2 separate regions of the Homo sapiens genome follow, and region 2 is linked to region 1. The links are chromatin contacts, found by Hi-C in ENCODE. All regions are on one chromosome and are shown on one strand. Each heading gives the region's core, a stretch centred on a gene start or an enhancer-like site at or near the end of the contact. The rest is flanking DNA. Distances are from core to core; before and after follow the strand shown. Region 1 overlaps NDUFAF2 (NADH:ubiquinone oxidoreductase complex assembly factor 2). Region 2 has its middle 160 kb from the start of KIF2A.

Region 1 (7,180 bases), core at 2,184-4,683:
CTTCTTCTCCCCCACCATTCTGCTTTATGTGTTTATGAATTGAACTACTTTAAGTACCTCATGTAAGTAGAAACATAGTATTTGTCTTTTTTGTGTCTGGCTCATTTCACTTAGCATAATGTCCTCAGGTTCATCCATGTTATAGCATGTGTCAGAATTTCTTTCCTTTTTTAAGGCTGAATAATATTTCATTGTATGTGTATGTGTGTATTTATATACATATATATAAATACACACATACACAATGAAAATTATATATACACAAATTATGCAATTTAAATTATACACACACACACACACACACACACACACACAGTCTGACATGTATAGTCTGATGAGGGACACTTGGGTTGTTTCCATCTTTTGGCCCTCCGAAAGTTGAAGAATTATCACAATTTTGGCCATTGTGAATAATGCTGCAATGCACATGGACATACAAATATCTTTTCGAGACTCTGCTTTCAATTCTTTTGGTTATATACCCAGAAATGGAATTGCTGGATAAAGTGGTAATACTATTATATATATATTTTTTTTGAGGAACTGCCATAATGTTTGCCTTACTACATTATTTTACATTCCCACCAACAGTGCACAAGGGTTCCAGTTTCTTTACAACCTCGACAACACTTGTTATTTTGTTATTCTGGGGTTTTTGTAGAAAGGATAGTAGCCATCTTACTGGTTGTGAGGTGGAGTAGTGTATTTTAAATTCAACTTTAACCTAGAGAAAATTATGATGGAAATGATGATGAAATGTACAATCTCATTTACAGATTATGGCCAAAGTCTAAATTTGAATACTGTGCTGACTGACCCTTTTCTACTCTATTGTTGCGCAAATGATACTCTTCAAGGAAGGATTATGGCAGCCTGAGAAATCAGGAAAGCATGGCTTGGAACTGGCCAAAACAAAATCCAGCAAGATCTCTTTGAAGGTGGTATTTAAAAAAAAAATCATAAAATTTATGCACTTTGAACCTTGTACAGAATACAGCTGTCCTCAGACTAGAACTACTGACTTGGTGTAGTAGGTAAGGTGAAGGATTTAGCAAGTTCAGTTTTCCTTTCATTACCAATTTATTTCCTTAATTTTCTACATGTAAAAGATTGGAAAAGGGCTGACAGACAGTAGTCAGCAGTAACACTAATTGACAATAAGAAATATCTTCATTATTGCAAGGTGGAAGAATCATTTAAAAGTCAAAAAGTCACAGTAGGACACTATTTTAACATAGTGGACTATGTTGTGTTTATAATTAGCATGTGATCCAAAGAGAAAGTGAGTACACAAAGGATGTTTAGTTCACTAAGGCAGGAAAAAAAGAACTCTAAAGTATTTTTAAATTCTTTTCATTAAAACAATCAGACTGAGAATATTTGCTTTTCAAAGGAATTGGCTTCATTTATCTAAAAAATGCTATCATATGGATTAGCTGATTTTCCAGTGACGCAGAAAAGATGACATATGGTACAGAGTAGCATATATTCAAGTGTCCAAAAATATTCTCATAATCTTTCCCATGTAAAATCCAATTGTTCTCTTAATTTTAATTTTCTAGAATGATGCTTCTAATCTCCATTAGCCTCCTCTTTTGCCCACCTAACTGCTATTTGATAGATACCTCTCACAGAAAGTTTCCCATTTCTCTTTACTTCACAATTCTGGGTTCCTTATTTTTCCTGTGTGGTATCACAGCACACAGCATTTTCTTTCTTGTACTTATCGCTCTCTATTGCAGTCAATCTGTGTTCCTAACCATCTGACCCCTGAGACCACCAGTGTGTCCCAGATCAGTAATAGCCAAAGAGACAAAGTTGTTATCATGCTGAGAATTGTATATAGCATACATCTTGGTATGCCTCCAGGAATGTGAGGCCATTAGGTTGTCAGATATGAGTCATAGTGGGAAAAATATTAGGGTCATTGAACCAGAGTGTGAACAACTTGAGCCTTCTTTCTTTTTCTCCCACATATAGCAGTGTTTGACCTAGGCATTAGTATAAACACTAAAGTGAAGAGTTTGGATTTTTGCTGTATTAAAAAAAATGCATTGTAGAATTGAGTTTTGTATAGGGATGGTGTTAGAATTGTGGTACAATAAAACTATTATAAGATCATTCTCTTCCTTCTTCCAGAAAGGATGTAAGATTGAAGACTCAAAGATAGAGGCATAAAATTGCAGTGAAAGGAGGAATGTAAAGTCAGGGTGGGGAAAAAGTAGAACCAGATATGAGGCACTAATATAAACTCTGATTAGCTATGCATTTTCTAAGAGTGGACTCAAATGCAATTCTGACCTTTGTAGCAACCAACTCAAAAAGGAGAAACCTTTAAGTCAGAACCTCACAATGGCTCTGAGGTCAATCAAACAACTACTTAGAGAAGTATAACTATTTTTTCTTTTCCAAAAATAAAGTAGCTTTATTTTGCTTTCATTCGAAAAACAATATGTTACTTATTTTAAAAAAATCAAGCAATAAAGTACAAAATCTTATATAATTACCCCACTAGAGCACTTGTGGTCATACCCCTAAGCTTCTTGGTAGTCAGTCCAGAAAAGGAAACAGTTGGTCGCACAACTCATACTGCTCAATTTATATTCCAAACAGTATGAGAGCTTGTTAATTTTCCTACACTCTTAATAACACTGGGTCTGTGTTGTTAATCTTTCCTGGTCCTATAAGAGAAAAATTATATTTGTTATTTTCTCTTTTTTTCTTTTGAGACGGAGTCTTGCTCTGTCGCCCAGGCTGGAGTGCAGTGGTGCGTTCTCTGCTTACTGCAAGCTCCGCCTCCCGGGTTCTCGCCATTCTCTTGCCTCAGCCTCCCGAGTAGCTGGAACTACAGGCGCCCGCCACCATGCCCGGCTAATTTTTTGTATTTTTAGTAGAGATGGGGTTTCACCGTGTTAGCCAGGATGGTCTCGATCTCCTGACCTCGTGATCCGCCCGCCTCGGCCTCCCAAAGTGCTGGGATTATAGGCGTGAACCACTGCGACTGGCATATTTGTTATTTTCTATTATCCTTAATACTAATGTCTGATGTGACTTTTTCTATGGTTTTTATAAGTAGACACTAATGTAATGAACAAGTATTCTTGATAACATACTTTGATTAATTTGATAAGTTTTTTTCTGGAGTATTATAATAACACTGAATTATGGGTAATGGTATTTCACCAGGTTTTTAATTCAGTAAAACCAGTTTTTCTGGGGCGAATATGATAGTGTTCGTTATTCAACCTTTTTGTTGATTTGGCTTTATTCAGGAACATATTTGTGGTAGAGACCACTAGCTTCCTACCAAAATCACTTTTTCCTTCTTCGTGGATACACAAACTACCTTTAGCAGCTCCATTTGAAATTAAGTGTGCTATGTGACTAAGTTTTCTCTAGTGCATTGTAAATGAAACAGATGTGAGTCACTTCATTGGCATGAGCCATAAAAATCTCCATTATGTGTTCCTGGGTGCTCTTTTTCTTTCTGACTAAATGAAATGGCAGTGTTCAGGGAAGCCTTAGAAGTCATGTGTTGAAAATGACTGAGTAGCCATCAGCCTGGATCTTTGAATGACTGCATGGAAAGAACTGCATGGCCTACCTGAACATTCACCCAGCACTGTTGCATAAGAAACAAATACACTTCTAATTATTTAAACTACGTAGTTTTTTAGAGTCTGTTTGTTACTGCAGCTTAGCCAATCCCAATTAATACAATATTTTAGAAAATATAACTGAACAGAAATTGAGCTAGATTCAAATGATCCATGTCATCAGGATATGCACCATCTCCATAACATGACTCTGAATTGGTTTCATTCATAGATAGATTTTCTCCACATAGTAGAATAGATGGCCCAGCAATCACAGGTCTTACATGGTCTTTATAGCTTATGATCATAGAAGCTGAGAAAGTATCTTTTCCTGGAAGCACCAGCAAAAGTTCTAGGAAGACTCTTCATTGGCCCAGCAGGGGTCATGTACCCATCCCTGAAATAGTTTCTGTGGCTAAAAGGATAGAATACCATGGGTCAAATTTGGTTAACATTCCTACCTCTAAGTAGAAGGGTGATAGTCCCACACAACCCCATGGACAAAGTAGGATCATATGGAATGGAGTAGTTTCCTAAAGAAACAATAAAGAATAGACATCAGAATACAATATGGTTAGGTTTTTAAAATTAATATAGACATGAAATGAGAGGGACCTGGATGAAGGTCTTGGTGTGGATATAAAGGGAAATATTGAAATAAAATATATTTTGTTGAAAGTTTGCATTGTCAGGGAGGGAAATAGTAGAAAAAACAACTGAACTTTAAAAAACAATTAAAAATTTTAATTTTGGTAAAAAATAAAACATATGAGGTGGTAGGATCACTTGAGGCCAGGATCAAGACCAGTCTGGGCAACATCACGAGACCCCATCTCTACAAAAAATTTAAAACTTAGCTGGGCACGTTGGCATGTGCCTGTAGTCCTAGCTACTCCAGAGGCTGAGGTGGGAGGATTTTTAGAGCCCAGGAGTTCAAGGCTGTAGTGAGTCATGATCACACCACTGTACTCATTCCTGGGTGACAGAGTGAGACTATGTCTCTAGAAAAAACAAAAATAAAATAAAAATATAACATCTTAAGCAGTTTGAAGTGTACAGTTCAATATTTTTAAATATATTCACATTGTAAAAACAACTGTAGTTTTTGAATTAGGAAATGAGTAAAGTAATAGTCCTATCAAAATATTTGAGAGATTTGAAAGGAAATGCAGTTCAGGCCTGGGAGAGGTGGGTGTCATAAACACTGATCAAGCAGGCCAGACCATAGGTTTCCAAGTCCTAGGGAGCCAATAGAATAGTCCTGGGCAGGTGATTTGTGAGACAGGAGTAGCTAACAGTGAGGAAAATGGTCTACACCTGGGCAGTTGACGTCACCATTAGACCAAATCTCAGTAGCATTCAGTAACGATTTCTAGAACTGAGATACAGGGCAAAATCCAAGGAACAAAACCCCCTTGCTACTTAATTGGTACCAGCAACAAAAGTGACTTCATATTGACAGACTGACTTGGGATATCTTACATGTTCCTCTGCTTCAATGCAAAATTCCCACAGGTAGGAACTTATAGGCCTTACTCATAAAGATCAGACAATTTCAGGGACTAGATGCTAAGCTCAGTATTACAGGAAGATACAGAACTCTGTGTAGCAGAAGTATAAAGACATACAAGTAGAGAGCATTGCTTTAAACAAAAGTTTATGACTGGAGCTCATTGAGTGGTTAGAGTTATAGATGTAATCCTGTTAGTTTCCATCGCTGAGATAAAGTTAAAATAATGAGAGCTGTTCTCTCATGTGTCATTAGTATAACTTTAAGGGGTCACTGCAAAGTAGGAATGGACCTTATTGTTATCAACAAATATTTGAGTGTTTCATTATATGTAGTGTAAGATTTAAATTTCACAAGACAAGGAGATGTATATTAACTCTTAAGAAGAGGAAAATATATATAGTATTGCTTTGTTTTAGCATTCTATTCCTTTATTTACCATGTATGCCACTACAGAAGACTTTATACTTTTATATGTTTTAATAATATGGCAAGTTTCCCAACTTACAAATCAGTTGAATCCTAAAAATTCCATGTATGTAGCTTGTTGAAATTCAACACATTTTAAAATAGAAATTGTGTTGTAAATTGTAGTTCTGTTTCCAGAATAATTCACAAATTGCTTTTAATTCACAATTCATCTTCATTGCTTCATATTAGCAAACATTGATTAGCAGTGAAATCAAGTGGTAAAGTAACTCTACAGGTTTTTGAAAGGAGATATGAAAGATAAAAAAGGAGTTGTATGTGTATATGAGAAAAACACTTTTTCAGGTGGGTGTGAGTGAGCTGAAATAAAAAAGGCAGAATAAAAAGCCCAAATTATGCATTATCTTTCTAAAGGTAAGAAAGCAGATACTGATTTCAGATTTTTCCAATACCTTTGCCAGCCAATAAGTGGTGCTATTGTCACAGAATAGTTAGGTTGTTCTGCAGCACAAAGCAAAGGGGGAAGATGTGGAAAGTATATGCCAAGTGGTTGTAAAATGGGTTGTGAAAAGGAGGCAGAAATAAAAAAGGGAGGCAGCATGAACCTGACTATATGTGGACACTGTTTTTGTAGTATAGGAGGTGATTATGCTAGTACATTTTCTTAAATTTCCATGTAAAAATTAAACATAATTCAAGACACACCTTTCCTTATCCATTCAATTTTCTTTGAGCTTTAGTTTCCTCAATTATAAAAGTGAAGATTGTTGTGAGAATTAAGAAAATAAAAATAAAGTGTCTATTAATATCATATACATAATGCTCAATAAATATAATTCTGCTCATCTAAATGAGTCAGATAACATTAATAAGCCAAATTAACATAATATTATTGACACGTTGCTAAATTAGCCTAAATTACATGATCTTCAGAACCTGGAAGCTTATAAGAAAGTAGCAAGAAATAGGGAAAAAATGTTGAGCTTTGTCATTTGCTACTAAGAATAAAGAATTGTTCAACTCCAATTATTTTATTCTTTTGTAGGTAAATATCCAGGCATGGGCTATCAGTACATCCTTGAGTAGAGAGGCAGGCTCCATTTTTATATGCACTCTGTTTTTGGAGACCCCCATCTTAAAGTAATACCATGTGGCATATCTTACTATTAGTGACTGTAGTGTTTATCTTTTTGAGCATCATTGAGAAATAATGAATAAGTAGGTAAAAATTGCAAGATTAATGGTCTTTTTGCAGCCTTCACAAGCAAAATGGAATCAACTTTTCTTTTTCATGCTCCTACAGCCTGCCTTTTGGTGCAATCACAGCTTATTAGCATATCTTTCTAACAGCGAACTAAAATAGAGAACAAAGATAAAATTCATGTCATCCAATTTTGTTAGTTATTAGCCAGGGTAAAGTTTGTCATAGGAAGAGTTTAAACGAATGACTAAAATCATATGATGCTATGGCTGGGCACGGTGGCCCACACCTGTAATCCCAGCACTTTGGGATGCCAAAGCAAGAGGATCACCTGAGGTTGGCAGTTCAAAACCAGCCTGGCCAACATGGTGAAACCCCGTCTCTACTAAAAATACAAACATTAGCTGGGCATGGTGGCGCGTGCCTGTAATCCCCAGCTACTCA
Region 2 (7,180 bases), core at 2,705-5,204, 1.1 Mb after region 1:
GAAAAAATAATAAAAGAAGAGATTATCAGCACAGGAGGAGGTCAGGCCTGCAGCCAGCACCAGTTCATGTCAAAGCCAGCAACAATTCATAAAGTCGTAAAAGGTAATTGTGGAATAGGGACTTGGGAAAGACAATTACAGAATTAAAACCCAGGCCCTCTCCTGCATAGGGTACGGATGGATGAGGTGTCCTTTACCTTTTTCTGCCACTAGAATCTTTGTGTCAAATGAAAGTCAACTACTTTACACCCACAAAGAAGACTATGTCAAAGTGTGCAGTATAATTATGTAATTTTATAACAGCTAATGAACACTCAATATTTCAAGTCAGTTTGACGATAGCCTGCCACTGTCTCTCACAATTCCTAGGTGATTCAATGTTTAGCACTCTGTTTTCTAATTTTCTTACAATACTATGTTCTAAACTTCCACCCCTTTTGTTAAGACTAGAGTATGGGTATGATGCTTGGAAAACTCGTTCCATTAAAAATCCAGAGGTGAAGTCCATCACATTTAAAGAGTGGAACAGCACTTGGAATCCTAAAACTAGAAAACAACATTCAAGACAAGAAAGTAGATGATAACCCCCTGGGTTTCAGAATCCCTGCTGCTGCATCAGGTCCAGGTCCCAGGGCTACAAGAAGGGACAAATGAGGAGCTTATCAAAGCCATTCAATTGAATTTGAAGAATTGGCCCATAACCTGACAAAGGATTTTGTGTGATAGTAAATAAAATAACATAAAATAGTAACATCCGACCAGGCGCGGTGGCTCACGTGTGTAATCCCAGCACTTTGGGAGGCCGAGGTGGGCAGATCTTTTGAGGCGAGGAGTTTGAGACCAGCCTGGCCAAGAGGGCAAAACTCTGTCTCTACTGAAAAAAAAAAAAAAAATACAAAAATTAACCAGGCATGGTGGTGTGAACCTGTAGCCCCAGCTCCTTAAGAGGCTGAGGCAGGAGAATCTCTTGTACCCCGGGGGTCAGAGGTTGCAGTGAGCCAAGATCACACCACTGCACTCCAGCCTGGGTGACAGAGCGAGACAAAAACAAAAGAAAAAGTAGCATTCAACCTCCAGCTATGACTTTCCAAGACCACCTAGACAGTGGCAGAAGCCCCTGACTAGGAGATAGAACACTCCTGCTTAAATTTCCTTCAAGCACATGTGTTGTGTATTGGCCTTGACATCAGGATGTCAACATAGTAATTTCAATGGTGAAATCATACTTATTGGTTTCCCTGGGGTGTTGTTAAAATCTCATGGGCTTCTGTACCCATCGTAAAACAAAATTCAGATTCACTGTTTTTTTAATAAATATATATTAAATCACTTTGCTATTATCTCAGAAGCAAAATAAGAATAGGGCAAGAATGTGATAATCCTACCACAAAAAGGCTGAGAATTCCTGAATTCGGAACAGTAAGCTATCATTTCAGAGAGCACGAAGGTTAGACTTCTTCAACGGAGAAAGCTGCCTAGAAGGATGTACGTAGAAAGAAATGCAGAGAGTAAAGCTACACAGGGACCTGCTTTAGGGAAAGAAACAAGGTGACTTGCAGGAGGAAGAAAAGTATCATGGAAGAAGCAGAGAGCTTTAAAGGTAAAAACAAAGGTGATTCTGACGCATAAAAGCAGGAGGGAGCCCATAGCACACATGTAGTAAAAGTCTGTTAGAACATTTACTAAGAAACAGAGAAAAGAAAACAAGGCAGGGAAATGTCACATGGCATACATTCCAGACAATTTAGCTATGCTATTTTCGTCTCGATTTTTCATTTTTAATTCAAGGGACTTCAGCTTCATTGTGGTGAGACCTAAAGAGAAATTAAACTGACATTTGGATCAAAAAAATTGTAACAAACATGCACACAGAGATGGTTTCTGTCCCCTAACCAGTGCTCCATACTGGCTTCAGCCATGAGGCCGCTATGGCTCTACAGTTGTTTGCAAAGAGTTGCTGGACTACTGCCCCACAAAGACAATGGGTTTTGATTCGTTGTTTTTCAGTTGTTTGTTTCTGTATTTTGGCTAGCCATAAGGCTGATTCGTATATTTACCAACATTAAGATCTGGATTGAATTTCCACCTCCATCCTCACTCAGTCTTTCAGCATTTCAATATGCCCACGTGTGCTGGCCACCTTTCAGGTGAGAGCCTATCTGTTAAGTACAAACCTTTCTGACTTTCAAGCCAGATTCTCGTTCAAGTTTTTTGCAGGCTGAAAATGGTAATTAAAATATGAGTTAGGGGAAAGAATGGGAAGAAGGCAGGCTGCTCAGGATTTGCATTTTGCCCATCTCCCTTTAGTGTCAAATACTATACATTTACAAACCTCTTCTGTCTGTCTGGATGAGGAGGGAAAGAGCAGCTATACATTACCAACCTGGACCAATTAAGAGTAGCACAGAAGTAAACTGCTGGGCAGATGAGAACAGCTGGGCCGAACATAATGTACTTCCTTTCTCACCTTGTGTGGGTTGCCCTTCCGGGGTCCTTGTATTTCAGGAATGGTGGAGTCCCGCATGTTGATCCCTACTTGGTTGCTAGCACAGCCAGCCAGTTTTTAATGGGGAAAGACGCAAGAGGGACTCACAACTATTTCAGCCTTTTCCTCAAAGTGAACATTCTTTTTTTTCTTTCCTTCTGCATTATTGTGCCACGGTACTTTAAACTTTTCCCATCATTAAGCCTTCTGAGTGAAATTTTGAACTGATTAATGTGGCATTTTCCACTAAACTGTTTCAGGAAATGTTGCACCTTACCAGTGGGATGCTTTTGAATAATGTAATCTCCTTAGTATAATTAAAACTAAGTTCTGAAGTTACTACCTTTTCTCCCTGGAGGCACTCATCAAAATGTCAAGTGTTCCTTCTAGTAGAACTGCAAACCCATAGTACAAACAAATATATTACCCACTGCTCCTCGCTAGCAAGAGGCCCTTGCTGGATTTTTTTTTTTTTTTTTTTTTTTGTCACTTCATTTCGAACCTGTGCAAGCAGCATAAGAAATATGATCACCAAAAGCCACTGGACCCTCGTACCCTGAGCCGTGTTCTATACCAGCTGCCTGGTTTGCATTTACTAATATTCCTTTTGAATACTTGTCTTCAACAGATGAACTTTTTGTTGTCGCGTTGTTATTTATGCATAGAAAACAGCGTGGATCTAAAAGTCATTTGTTCTCCTAGAGCTTTCTATTTAGTTTAAAAGGAAAAAAAAAAAAAAATCAGGAATGCAACGCCCTCTTCTGGCTGAGAAGCATTTAGATAACTATGCAGACCTGAGCGGCATTTTGACCAAGTTTTTAAAGACTGCTTGGTATATAGTGAGTGATAAATGAATAATCGGCATTATTGTCAAAGTTTGCAACATTATTCCCCCTCGGGACAGGACAAGGTCTGGCCTCAGAGGGCCAGTCCCAGCTGCCCAGCTTTTAGGAGCTCTGGAGGAATTAAGTGAGTGGACCATTCCCCAGCTAAGCAGAAAGGTGATAAGAAACGGTATCAAGAGTCCCGTCCCTCTCTGGAACAAACATTCAATCCAAGACAAGGGTAAGTTCATTCTAAAGGCTTAGGAGATTTGTTTTTGAGTAGATGTCAGAGAAAGCCTATATTCCTTGCTAATTACTGGCTTTCTCTAGAAAAATCAGAAAGGGTATCAAAGGTTTCCAAATGCAAGCCTATTATTTTCTTATGAATGTAACCACCCTAATTATTTTGCTTTCCCGAGATCATATTAGAGTCTACCCTGGAACCTACATCTGCCTTTGAGGAGCCCTATCCCCAAATAAGGTGGCCCTGCCAGTCTCCATCTGGGAAGGAGGTGGAAGGAAGTGACAAAGGAAAGCGCAGGCATTTGGAGACAGAAGGAGCCCAGCAGGACTTTGAAAGAAAAATATTCAGTGCTGGAACATGCTTCTTACCAAGTAATGTTTTCACTCTCTAGAAAACATGCTTCTTTCCAGTCTGAAGGCCAGGCTGGCTGCCACTTCTCTCCGCCTGCCAACTAGTCATTAGCAAACAATGAGCAACCCAGTGACTACAAAAGAAAAAGGAAATAGGCATGCAGCAGCACAAGGTAATGACTGCTGAGTGTCTGGAGGATAAAGTATCCAAGTATCAGGCTGGAGGCTGCCCTCTTCATGGGGAGCTTCAGGATGAGGGAAAAAGGGAGGTGGGGCACAGCTGAGGAATACAGTCTGCGGCTGGCTAGGGAGGAGCCTCGAGATGGGTATACTTGGGGAGGCTTGGGACACATTCACCCAGGGATGTGTGCAGCTGAGGGCGTGCACAGCTGTGGTCATGGCTGGCACAGGATATTTCCTCTACCTAGCCCATGGTGGGAATGTTTGGAGTGAATAATTCAAGAAAGTCATTTCCAGAACACCCAAGTTGAAGGTCTTTGAGTGACAAGTATCAGAAACTCTCTTTAACTTGAGCAAAAACAGGAATTTATCAGAAAGAATCCTGAAGTGCCTCATAGAACCAAAGGACAGGAATTATGCAGGGGCTGGGCTGCTTGTGTATCTGGAGTCAGGAACTAAAAAGCAGTTAAGAAACCAGCCCTTACTGCCTGCCTCACCCCCATCCTCCAGCGCCACATGGTTTCTCGACTCTCTCCTTGCACTGTTCCACTTTTGTGTCCTCACTCTAGCATCTGCTTAATGTTTATATGATCAAACATGGTGGCCACAGCCCCAGAGTTTAATTGTCCTCAGTTCAAATATGGCATAAAACTGAATAAACTATTCATTCCAATTCCAAATTTCCAAGAGAGACCATTTGCTCCACACTATTTAGGTTCCTCTGTTTTCTAAGCAACCATGTGATATAATTTGGCTGTGTCCCCACCCAAATCTCACCTTGAATTGTAGCTCCCGTAATTCCCACATGTCGTGGGAGGGACCCAGTGGGAGATAACTGAATCATGGGAGTGGGTCTTTCCCGTGCTGTTCTCATGAGAGTGAATACATCTCATGAGCTCTGATGGTTTTGTAAAGGGGAGTTGCCCTGCACATGCTCTCTTGCCTGCTGCCATGTAAGATGTGACTTTGCTCCTCCTTGCCTTCCATCATGATTGTGAGGCCTCCTCATGTGGAACTGTGAGTCAACTCAACCTATTTCCTTTATAAATTACCCAGTCTCTGGTATGTCTTTATTAGCAGCGCGAGAACAGACTCATACACCATGATAAGGTAAACTCATGTGCTATGGCATGGCAATGGGGATTCATCCCTATGCATGGGAGACAGTTCTCAGAGAAGGTGTTATGGACTGGGAAGAAGGTCCAATAATAAACACACACACTCACATTGACTCTCAATGATCTTGAAGCACAGCTGAAATGGTTTTATGAAATGGCAAAATAAGGAGAAATTTTTTGGAAAAAAAAATTCTTAGAACATTTTCTGTTTCTGAAGACTTTCAAAGGTAGGGGGAGAGAAAAGGGTACCAAATCGTATTTTATGTATAGTAGAAAAGATAACTAATTTGGAAGCTAGAAGATCTGACAATTGCTCCTGGTTCCACCAAACTGGCTATGTGAACAAGTTATATAACCTCTTACCATAGTGTTCTCATTTACAAATAAGAAATAACAGTAGTTGCCCTGTGTATGTCATAGGGCTATTTTGTAAGAGGGGATGTACTGTACTGCAGTACCTACAGAGGCATGGGGATGAAGCAGAGTTTTGGTGTTCCATGGCTAATAATTACAGGTCACATAGAGATTCAGGGTTATATTACTCCTGGATGCAAGAAAGAAAAACAATGGAATTGCACCAATCACCATCAGCCTTACCTGCAGGACTCTGGAGGAATTCAGCTGTAAATTCTTAGCTAAAATCTGACAGAGCTAGAACACTCGCTGAGGAAGCACTTACAATTAATAATAAAAATGATGCAGAGAATATTCTCAGTGAGTGAAATAAGGAAGCACCCACTGTTGTTCACTGGGTCAGAAACGTGGCAGATCCAGGACTGGCTTGTTGGGCATGACCCTTTGTTCAGCAGAGTGATTCAGTGGGGCTTAAGTGATGTTTTACTAAATTAAGTCAAGGCTGAGTACTCCCCACCACCCACCAATGGATGTGGAGGGGCAGGGGCAGGGTGGCATCTGCCCAGCCCCTGGGAATTCAGCTGACCTGCTGGCTTGGTGTCCCCTTCCTCCCTCAATCTTCCTCATGCATCCCTTCTTGACATTGCACCCTCAAAGAAGATGACCTTCCCAGCAAAATGATTGTTCTTCTGGCAAGCATGTCTGCCCAAGTTTGTTGTGAAGATATAATAAGGTAATGGATATAAAAATGCTTTAAAAACTGAACTCACTACACAAATGTAAGTTATTATAATTATTATGATTAACAATGTCATAAAAGGAAACCATTAAATCAGTCACACAAATTGGCACATGTACTCAGTACCTAAAAGTAATCAAGCAGGGAGCCTAAAAGCAATTTGATAATCTTCTCCTTTTAAGTTCCTTTTCATTAAGCTTTTGCAGGTTTGTGCATCTATAAAATCAGAAGATATATTTGGCTTCAGGCTACTGCTTTCTCAGCTTAATGAAGGAATGTCTTCTTTGATTATTTCTTATCCCAAATCCTTGAAAGGGAAAACATATGTCCATCTCTGGGACACACACCATGCTATCTACCAACTGTTCGAGAGAAATGTCAAATCAGAGCTGGCTTCTGGTTTCTTCTTTGAGATTCTTTGCATCCATGATGGGGAATGGAATTGTTGAGGAGGTGAGAGACATAGAAAGAGATACAGAAAGATAAGGACAGACAGAGATACAGAAAGAGACAGGGACTGTTCTGTTTTCAACAGGCCATCTTAGCTACTCAACAGAGAGTAAATAAAGGAACAACAGCCATTCCTGCAGCTGAGTATGACTAGGGGTGCTGAAGTACAATTATATTATATTCAAAAATAAATACATAAGCAGCACCTAAGAACCACATTCAGGTAGCAGTACAACCTGAGGTTCTAGGTCAAAGATAGCCATCTTTTTGTAGCAAAAAGACTGAAATTCAAATTGGAGGACTACAGTACAGGACATGGAGCCTCTTCCAGTCAATTCACGTGGGGTAAAGGTTCAAAGTGGAAGAATTTGCTGTAATTTGTGTAGTAAGGTAAATCCTTTGACAACCCACAAAATTTATCTTTCATGAAATAAAA

What was found. Hi-C counts contacts between places; a loop is a spot of excess contacts on that map. Pooled maps may share reads with other maps.
Region 2: a loop to region 1 is called in a map of endothelial cell of umbilical vein, with 12 times the contacts of the local background. The contact joins two enhancer-like sites. A Hi-C loop is called at or near these places in 5 of 168 maps with a recorded cell type or tissue (A673, IMR-90, endothelial cell of umbilical vein and 2 more), 13 of 37 single-sample maps with no recorded cell type and 29 of 50 pooled maps.

Annotation. Positions count from the first base shown.
Region 1 is chr5:61,049,603-61,056,782 of GRCh38, forward strand. The region is part of intron 1 of NDUFAF2 (NADH:ubiquinone oxidoreductase complex assembly factor 2); the gene reads left to right. Among named protein-coding and RNA genes, the nearest start is that of NDUFAF2, 110 kb to the left of the region's middle. Within about 2 kb of position 3,434, at least 6 of the 41 ENCODE cell types and tissues checked have a DNase peak (open chromatin) inside an H3K27ac peak, as active enhancers do.
Region 2 is chr5:62,140,582-62,147,761 of GRCh38, forward strand. It overlaps the pseudogene RN7SKP157. Among named protein-coding and RNA genes, the nearest start is that of KIF2A, 160 kb to the right of the region's middle. Within about 2 kb of position 3,955, at least 3 of the 41 ENCODE cell types and tissues checked have a DNase peak (open chromatin) inside an H3K27ac peak, as active enhancers do.